Linked DNA regions of Homo sapiens: region 2 is linked to region 1. Evidence: read pairs that join two places in POLR2A ChIA-PET (ENCODE). Cell type or tissue: PC-9. All regions are shown on one strand. Links, peaks and the distances in the headings refer to the core of each region. The heading gives the core; the rest is flanking DNA.

What was found. ChIA-PET counts read pairs that join two places held together with the same protein. Peaks named below come from ENCODE experiments on the same cell type or tissue, not always from the same donor. Only the 100,000 strongest peaks of a DNase experiment are listed, where the experiment ranks them.
Region 2: POLR2A ChIA-PET joins it to region 1 with 6 read pairs; 2 of 35 experiments call an interaction of 5 or more read pairs at or near these places.

Annotation. Positions count from the first base shown.
Region 1 is chr20:45,353,053-45,357,448 of GRCh38, reverse strand. No RefSeq gene overlaps it. Among named protein-coding and RNA genes, the nearest start is that of SDC4, 6.8 kb to the right of the region's middle. In PC-9, for the core only: no CTCF peak of the experiment used is centred there; a DNase peak (open chromatin) is centred at 2,048.
Region 2 is chr20:45,556,951-45,561,346 of GRCh38, reverse strand. It overlaps WFDC8 (WAP four-disulfide core domain 8), which reads left to right. Exons shown (of 6, transcript NM_130896.3): 3 at 2,355-2,495. It also overlaps the pseudogene RNA5SP485. Among named protein-coding and RNA genes, the nearest start is that of EPPIN-WFDC6, 12 kb to the right of the region's middle. In PC-9, for the core only: no CTCF peak of the experiment used is centred there; no DNase peak of the experiment used is centred there.

The sequences.
Region 1 (4,396 bases), core at 199-4,198:
TTTCCACTCTAACTTTCCACCCCAACCTCCCTGTTCTTTCCTTCACACCAGAGGGAGTCAGGAAACTGGTTTTCTGTGTTCTGTGTCTAATGATCAGGGGTTTTCTGCAAACCCTCTATCTATGCAGGGTGGATGATGCCAGGCATGACAGTGGGTGGAAGGACCTCTGAGTACAGCCATCCCTCAGCATCCATGGGTGGTTGGTTCCAGGACTCCTGGCAGATATGAAAACCCAGAGAAGCTCAAATCCTTTATATAAAATGGTATAGTATTTGCATATAGTCTATGCAATCTTCCCACATTCTTTAAGTCATCTCTAAACATCTAATACAATGTAAATAGTTGTGAAACTATATTTTAATTTTTATTTGTATTATTTTCATTGTTGTACTGTTGTTTTATTTTATTTTATTTTTAAGACGGAGTTTCACTCTTGTTGCTCAGTCTAGAGTGTAACGGTGTGATCTTGGCTCACTGCAACCTCCGCCTCCTGGGTTCAAGTGATTCTCCTACCTCAGCCTCCTGACTAGCTAGGATTTACAGGCATGTGCCACCATGCCCGGCTAATTTTGTATTTTTAGTAGAGACGGGGTTTCACCATGTTGGTCAGGCTGGTTTCGAACTCCTGACCTCAGGTGATCTGCCCACCTCAGCCTCCTAAAGTGTTGGGATTACAGGTGTAAGCCACTGTGCCCGGCCTTTGTTGTTATTTTAGAGACAGGTCCTTGCTCTGTCACCCAGGCTGGAGTGCAGTGGCGCTATCATATCTCACTGCAGGCTCACACTCCGGGGCTGAAGCAATCTTCCCACCTCAACCTCCTGAGTAGCTGGGACTACAGGTGCATACCATCAGGCCTGGCTATTTTTATTTTATTTTATGTAGAAAAGGAATCTCACTATGTTGCCCAGGCTGGTCTCAAACTTCTGGGCTCACGTGATCCTCATGCCATGGCCTCCCAGAGGGCTGGGGTTACAGGCATGAGACACTGTGCCCAGCCTCACACCTTCAAGTTTTCTTACCTTGATTCTTGACCCCATCCATCATGTACTAAACTTTCTGTCCCTACCTAGAAATTATTCTTTATTCTGACCTTAAAGGACTCAGGGCCTTGTTTTAAGATGAAAAGTTGTTTTTTTACACTTCCTTTTTATCATTATTTATTCATTCAATCATCTACTTGATAAATATTCATTGAGCATTTATTATGTGCCAGAAACTGATCCAGGTGGTATGGATATAAATGAATAAAGTGAATAAAGAGAAAATACTCTAATCTCATAGAGGAGAGAGATGATAAACAAGTCAATCAACAATATAAAATCTAGCGTCAAGGAATGTCAGTATACTCAGAACACCAACAGTGTGGGATTCTGTTATAACATCAGAAAATGGATGAATACAATATTTATCTCTGCTCCTTTTAGGACAGGACACTTGGGAATCAGGAACAGGAATCAGGGCTGTAAGTTCAGTGAGACAGCATGGTGATGCAGACAGAATCAAAGAAACTTGAGTTTGAATCTTGTATCAGTCAGCTTTTGCTACTTAACAAACACCCCACAAATCTCAGGGGCAACAGAAATGGATTTCTCAATTGTAGATTTGCAGGTGGGTTAGGGCAGCTTTGTTACAGTTACGGTTTTGTTGTCATTTCTCCTTGCTCCGCCTGTTTTCTCATCTGTAAAATAGAGATAAAACTACTTACTTCACAGCATCCAAGTGAAGATGATGCTCAACACTCCCTTCTGATTAAACATACACTCTGCTCAGGGTATGTGAGAAGCTAAATGTTCAACCTCTAGGCCAAATAGTAATCCAAAAAGTGGTCTGGGCTGCAGGCGCTTACTTAAGGAATAAGGAAGGCCATTGGCCAAGCCAATGAGTCTTGTGGTCCCCTCCCAAAATTTAGACTAGAAGAGAGAACCAGTAAGTCAGTAAAAGAGAGAGAGGCACACATCCAGGAAAAAGAAGAGACACTCTTAAAGAAAGAATAAGCAGGCTTAAAGAGCAAGAGATGAGTCAGCCAGTCTGTGGCATCATCTCAGTCCTTGATGTTTCCCTTTCAGTTTTAACCTTTAGCCCTCCCGGTCCTCCTAATAACTCCTAAGCCTTTTCTTAAGGAGTCCTGAGTGAGGCATGTTTCCTCGCAATTGCAAGAACTGAGCTAAGACAGAGAAGATGCATATAAAGTTGCCAGCCCACAGCTTGGCATATAGTAGATCCTCAGTCTACTGTATAGCTGGCAGCTATTGTCCGCTAATCAGGGAGCTGCTTAAGAACACGGACAGGTCTTGTTCACCAGGATTTATCAAAAAGCTTCTCACATACAAGATATTCATCAGATGTTTTTTGGATAAATGACCAAGTGAGTGAATTGCTACATCTGAGCCTCTAAGGGAAAATGTCCAAATGGCATTCATCCAGTTATCCATGCGACAAGTATTTACTGAATGTAAACCTCTGCCAGACCTTGGACAAGGTGCAAGGGATGCAGTTGTGAACACAACAATGTTCTTGCCCTCATGAAACTTACATGTGGCAGAGAAAACAGAAAATAAACAAGTAAAAGAATAAGTGCGTGATGGCAGGTAAGGGAAATGTTACGACAAAAAAATAAAGCAAAGCAAGTGGAAAGAGTAATTGGAGGTGTTATTTTTAGAATTCTTCAAAATGCCTGTGGTGGATGCTGATTCACCGTGTGGGCCTCGGTTTGCCTATCTTATAATGCGGGTACTGTTGGACTGAATGATTTGAGAGGACCCTTCTGGGCCTAGTGTTCTTAGTTTCTGTGGTTATGCAAGGCAGTGGCTGGACATTCCACAGCCCCTGGAAACTCTAAGCTGTCATTATCTGTAGCTGGAGAGAGATTTACATAAACTGAGGAAGACCAGAAAGGGTTGGCACCATCCTGGGCGAGAGCCCTATGGCCCAATCCTTTTTCTGTTCTGAAAATAGTAATGTGTTACCTGTTATTAACCATGTGTGAGGAGCTGCTGGGGAGGGGAGTAAGTCAAGACTCTTATGGGGAGGCCCCCTTGATTATAAAAATAGATAACACTTTGATGCTCCGTATTGTGCTAAGCACTGTAGTCTTAACATTTTTATGATGTTAAGAACTATAATGACCCTCAAATTACATGGGGGGACACATGAGAAAACTGAGGCACAGAGAGAAAAAGTGTCTTGCTCCATACCACCAAGATTGCAATCTAGGTCTCTTTAACTTTGAAGACTGTGCTCTTCACCTAAAACTAACATGAGTGAGAAAGGGATGCCTGCCCAAAGAGTGGGACAGATAGAGTCCTAGAAACCTCAAGGCAGGAAGAAATGAGAATTAAAAGAAGAGGATGGAGGATTCCAGGAGAAGGTAGCATTTAAGGTGTCTCTGGATGTACCAGGTGTGCACCTAGCCTTGGTTAACTCCGGCCTAGGAAGTCTGAGAAAAGGGGGAGGGACACCACCTCTGCTATAGGCTGGGTCTGAGCTCATTTTTTAGCTCCATGGGAGGGGGCTGCCTGTTGATGTCCTAGATCATTTCCTTTTGCTTGAAAGGAAGCTAGGGGGAGGATGTAAAGTGTTTGACCAATGCCATCTCTCAGACTCACTCAATCTCAGGTTAGAATATACAGAAAGAGTGCTGGACCCAACATAGGTGAGTATATGTTATGTGTTCACCACTTCACCTTATTCCATTCTCCTAATTAGTTCAAGAGGGAATTATCTCCATTGTAGGGAGGAGCAAAGGGACTCACAAACTTTCCTCCAGTTGGCAAGTCCTGGAAACAGGATTTTAATGAAGAACTTCTGGCTGTAAACACTGTGGGTTTTGTTTGGTTGTTTGGGTTTTTGTACCTCAGCCCCATGCAGGAAATTAGGAACTCCTATTCAGTATTACAAACCTTTGACTACTGCATTTTGTTTTTTGGAGGCCAAAGAAGAACCCAATAAAACTTCTCAAAGAATCTCAGGTTTTGGACAAATTATTTTTAACTCTTTGGGGGTCAGGATCACCCAAAAGGAGGATCCCCCAAACATCCTCTTTTTGTGGATATAAAGAAAGAATCTGAAGTTTCTTGCCCCAAAATAATGTATGCAGAGACACATAACCTAGAGGAGTACTGACCATGCATGTGTCCTCTGCCCCCAGTCATGGAGCCCAGGTTAAAGACCCATACATCCACAAATAATTATATTCAAACATGTTGCATCCCTTTAGAGATTCTCAGAACTTGGGGAAGGGGAAATTATTTCCTTAATTCCAGGAGGTTAAGATAGTTTTATAGAAGAACTTCCATTAACTCTCTAAACGAGCTGTTTTCAGTTTTTGTTTTTGTTTTTTTGCTAGTGTACTCTGTAAATGATTATTTTAAGACTAGGTACTCCTTGACATAATTT
Region 2 (4,396 bases), core at 231-4,230, 200 kb before region 1:
CAGGTCGAAATAAAAGTCTTTAGTTTGGAATAGAGGATGAGTCTGGAGGAAGAGATGGGAATCATAGTTGGGATCGTGGGAACGAGTGGGATTACCCAGGAAGTATGTGTCAAGTAATGTCAGAAGACAGCTGAGACCAGATCTCTGAGAAGCATCCCCAGTAGATGCAGAGAAACCCATGAGGTATGCTTATACACACAAGTAAGTGGTTAAGAAGAGCCAACAAGAAACGGAGGAGGGTTTTTATTAATAAGTGAGAGTTCAAGCTGACAATGGGGAAAGGAGCTACAACAACTCAAACCCAGTTTGATTTGCCGAACTCTGTCTCTGCCTAAACCTAGAACAATGGTTCCCAAGTAACAGCCTATCTCCTGGAGCCCACTGCCTGCTTTAGGACCACCTGGGGTTCTTTTTAAAAAGTGGAGTCCCAAGGATGCACTTTCTAGAGATTCTGATTCAGCCTAGAGTCTATATTTTCTGAAAGATGCATAGATGATTTTGATGTACACTCCAAATTAGGAACCACATACTCTTCTTAGCTTCAGTCCATTCCTGGAGGGGGTCATTAATGACAAGAAGTATTGTTGGAAAGTACTCAAAGTCTCAGTGGCCAGTCCTCAGGGAAGACGTGGGGCTCCTGAAGTGAGTCCTGGATTGTAAGTCCCAGACTTGCCCCTAATGCATTGTATTATCCTATCTGACCTCATTACTTTTGATCTATGAAATCAGAAGTTTGGTACCAATGATAAATAGAGTTCTTTCCATTCCAAAGTTCTACAGTTCCAAGACTCAGTAGTATCTGAAAGGATCATGCCTCTCTGGCCAGATTCCACTGGAGGGATGCTCAGTTTAGAATCATGGAGACACATTAAGCGCTGTATGAGCTATCCTTTGCTACGTAACAAATTATCTGTGGGTCAGAAGTCTGGCATTGTGCATCTGGGTTCTTTGCTCCGGGTCTTACCAGGCCAAGATTGAAATGTCAGCCAGGGCTGTAGTTCTCATTTGGGATGCACTGTCCTCTCCCAAGCTCCCTGGTTGTAGTAGAGTCATTTCCTTGGAGTTGTAGGACTGAGGCTCCTTTACTGGCTGTCACTTCTAGATGCCACCCTTATTCCTTGGCACTTGGCCTCAACCATCTTCAAAGCTACGAATAGCAAGTTGGATCCTTCTCATCATTTGAATCTCTCTAATCAATTCTTCTCTACCAACCAGAAGAAAACTCTGCTTTTCAAGGACCTAATTGACTAGGTCTGGGCCAGAGATTAGACCTTAAAATTAGAGATAATCTCTAATCTTAAAGTCAACTAACTTGGGTCTTTAATTTTTCTGCAAAATCCCTTCACAGCATTGCCTAGCTTAGTGTTTGATTCAATAATCAGAAGATGGGAATCTTGAGGGTGCAACTTTAGATTCTACCTACCACAAGCACTGAAATCAGGAAGCCATGTCTAGCCTTAAAAAGGAAGGAAGCATGGCCATACCACCCTGAAAATTCCTGATCTTGTCTGATCTCAAAAGGTAAGCAGGATCAGACCTGGTTAGTACTTGGATGGGAGACTGACTGGAAACACTGGGTGCTGTAGTTTTTTTCCCCTTGCCTCTTCTAGTTTTTAGTAAAAAAATAAAAATAAAAATAAAAGGTAGAAAGCAACGCCACATCTGCCAAGGTCTTACCCCAGGCATTATAGACATCACCCCATTTAACTCTTATAATCAGCCTGTAAGGCAGGAATTGTCATTCTCATTTTAAAGATGGAAAATATAACTCAGATGAAGGGAAATACTTTCCCAAGATTATTTAGTTGGTTAGTGTTGGAGCCAGGCTCCCGAGCCAGGTCTGCCTGACTACAATGCTTCTTCCACTCCACTGTTTCTTACTCCTTAGAGGTAAATTAAAAATCATACAATGAGTTCAGATTGGTCTTGAGTTTACCAGGAGTCAAGGGTCAAATCAGCCCTCCTGACCTCTACTTCCATGATGTTCCCACCAGTCTTTACTAATTTCTTTTATCAACTGGAGACAAAGGAATTAAGCATTAAAATATTAGGTTTCAAGAAGAGAGAAAATCTTTTGAATTTAGGGAAAGGGCCTTGGTCCCTTTCTAACCCCTTTCCCTGGTATCCAACATGCTTCTCCTTCAGTTCTTCTTGGACACAAATTCCTGATTCAGATCCATTTGAATGAATCTGAGTGCTGAGAAACAGAACTAGCCCCTGAATATAAGCAGAGCAAGAACTAAGAATCGAAGGTAGAGGATAGGGCTGAGAGAATTTCACTACACACCTTTGCCATAGGAGAAAAAGAGCTGAAATTCCGAAAGAATGTGAGTTTGGACATTTCTTTCTTGCAGACAAACCAGGGTTATGTCCCAAAGAGAGGCTCACCTGTACCACTGAACTTCCGGACTCATGTAACACAGATTTTGACTGCAAGGAATACCAGAAGTGCTGCTTTTTTGCCTGTCAGAAGAAGTGCATGGATCCCTTTCAAGGTAGCGATGTCCAGGCTGAGGACAGAGGTTCCCCACTTCTTGCTCTGTCCAAAACTGGCTGAGGGATTCCCTTGGATGGCAGGACAAGGACCCAGGGCCTGTGCTCTTCTCATTCTGTTATTCAATGCCTAACCCTCAAGTACAAGTCATAAGTCTAGGCATGGTGACCATCAATCACCATAATATTGATGCTGGTCTTCTTGGGTCCAACATTCAATTATTCACAAATAACTAATACTTGTTGCATGCGCACTCTGTTCAAGAGACTGTTATGGCACTGTGACAAAATAAAACCTCAGTCAGCTTAAATGCTGGCATTGTTTTTCAGACTCTTTGATCTTCAAGGAGGTTTTCTGGTGACTCAATGTATTGGGCATCTATCTAATATGTGCGGGGAACTGTGTGTTTTTTAAAAAGATTCATTTATTCACTCACTCATACATTTATTCATTCAACAAATATCTGTTGTTAATGCCCTTTGAACAAAGACCACCAGAATACACCTATAGTTGAACAAATTGGGTTTATTACTTATTGAAGTGAGGGAAAAGATTCACCCTAGACAAGTATGAGGCATTTCAGTAAGAAGCTGGTAGAAAGAATCTATTATAGGATTTGGGCTTTGATTGGGTAATTCGGGGGAGGGTCTAAAGAAGTGAGAGTTTTCTCTAGATTGGGTGCTGTCAGAAAGCGGGGGCAATTCTATGACTGGCTATCCCAGGGAATCTTAACAATACAGAATACAGAATAGACTAAGGATAAAGCTGTGATTGATTGGTAGAGAAGCATAAGTCACTCACGTTAGCTTAGAGGGGGGCGGGTGTTTGGTATTTTGCAGGTTTCACTGTGATCTTGTTTTTGTCTCACTTCATCATGATCTCAGAGTGACGTTGGTTGATACAGATGTTCTAGGAGATTTTTTAAATGTCCAACAGAGAATCCATGTGGCTTAGCTGGGAGTGTCAGATCACTTTTCAGACATCAGGGGCTGTTTCTTCCTTGGTATTTCATTCCTTCTAGGTACTAGGCACTTTGTTAGGCACTTTGGATGCAAAAGTAATTGCGGTTTTGGACCGTGAATTTTAAATCATTATAACTAGGCTTAAACACATCTTTATTGGCTGGGCACGGTGGCTCACACCTGTAATCCCAGCACTTTGGGAGGCCAAGGCGGGTGGATCACCTGATGTCAGGAGTTCGACACCAGCCTGACCAACACAGTGAAACCTTGTCTCTACTAAAAATACAAAAATTAGCTGGGCATGTTGGCGGGTGCCTGTAATCCCGGCTACTCAGGAGGCTGAGGCAGGAGAATTGCTTGAACTCGGGAGGCAGAGGTTGCAATGAGCTGAGATCGCACCATTGCACTGCGGCCTGGGTGACACAGCGAGACTCCTTCTCAAAAAACAAAAAAAAACAAAAGAAAATAAAGCAAAACACATCTTTATTAATCAAAATAGGAACCATTACAATCAACATATTTTTGCCAAAGAGAAATAAGTTCGTTTATTGCTGTAGCATACAAATCCATGCTTCAGGATTTGATGAACTCTTGGAAAGCATTTTCTGCATCCTGTTGTTTGTGGATGTGTTTTCCCTGCAAAAAGTTGTTTAGATGCTTGAAGAAGTGGTAGTCGGTTGGCAAGAGGTCAGGTGAACATGGTGGATGAAGCAAAACTTTGTAGCCTAATTCATTCCACTTTTGTGTTGGTTGTGTGACGTGTGGTTGGGCGTTGTGGCAGAGAAGAATTGGCCCTTTCTGTTGATCAATTGGCCCTTTCTGTTGACGAATGCTGGCTGCAGGCACTGCAGTTTTCAGTGCATCTCATCGATTTGCTAAGCATACTTCTCAGATGTAATGGTTTTGCCAGGATTCAGAAAGTTATAGTGGATCAGACCAG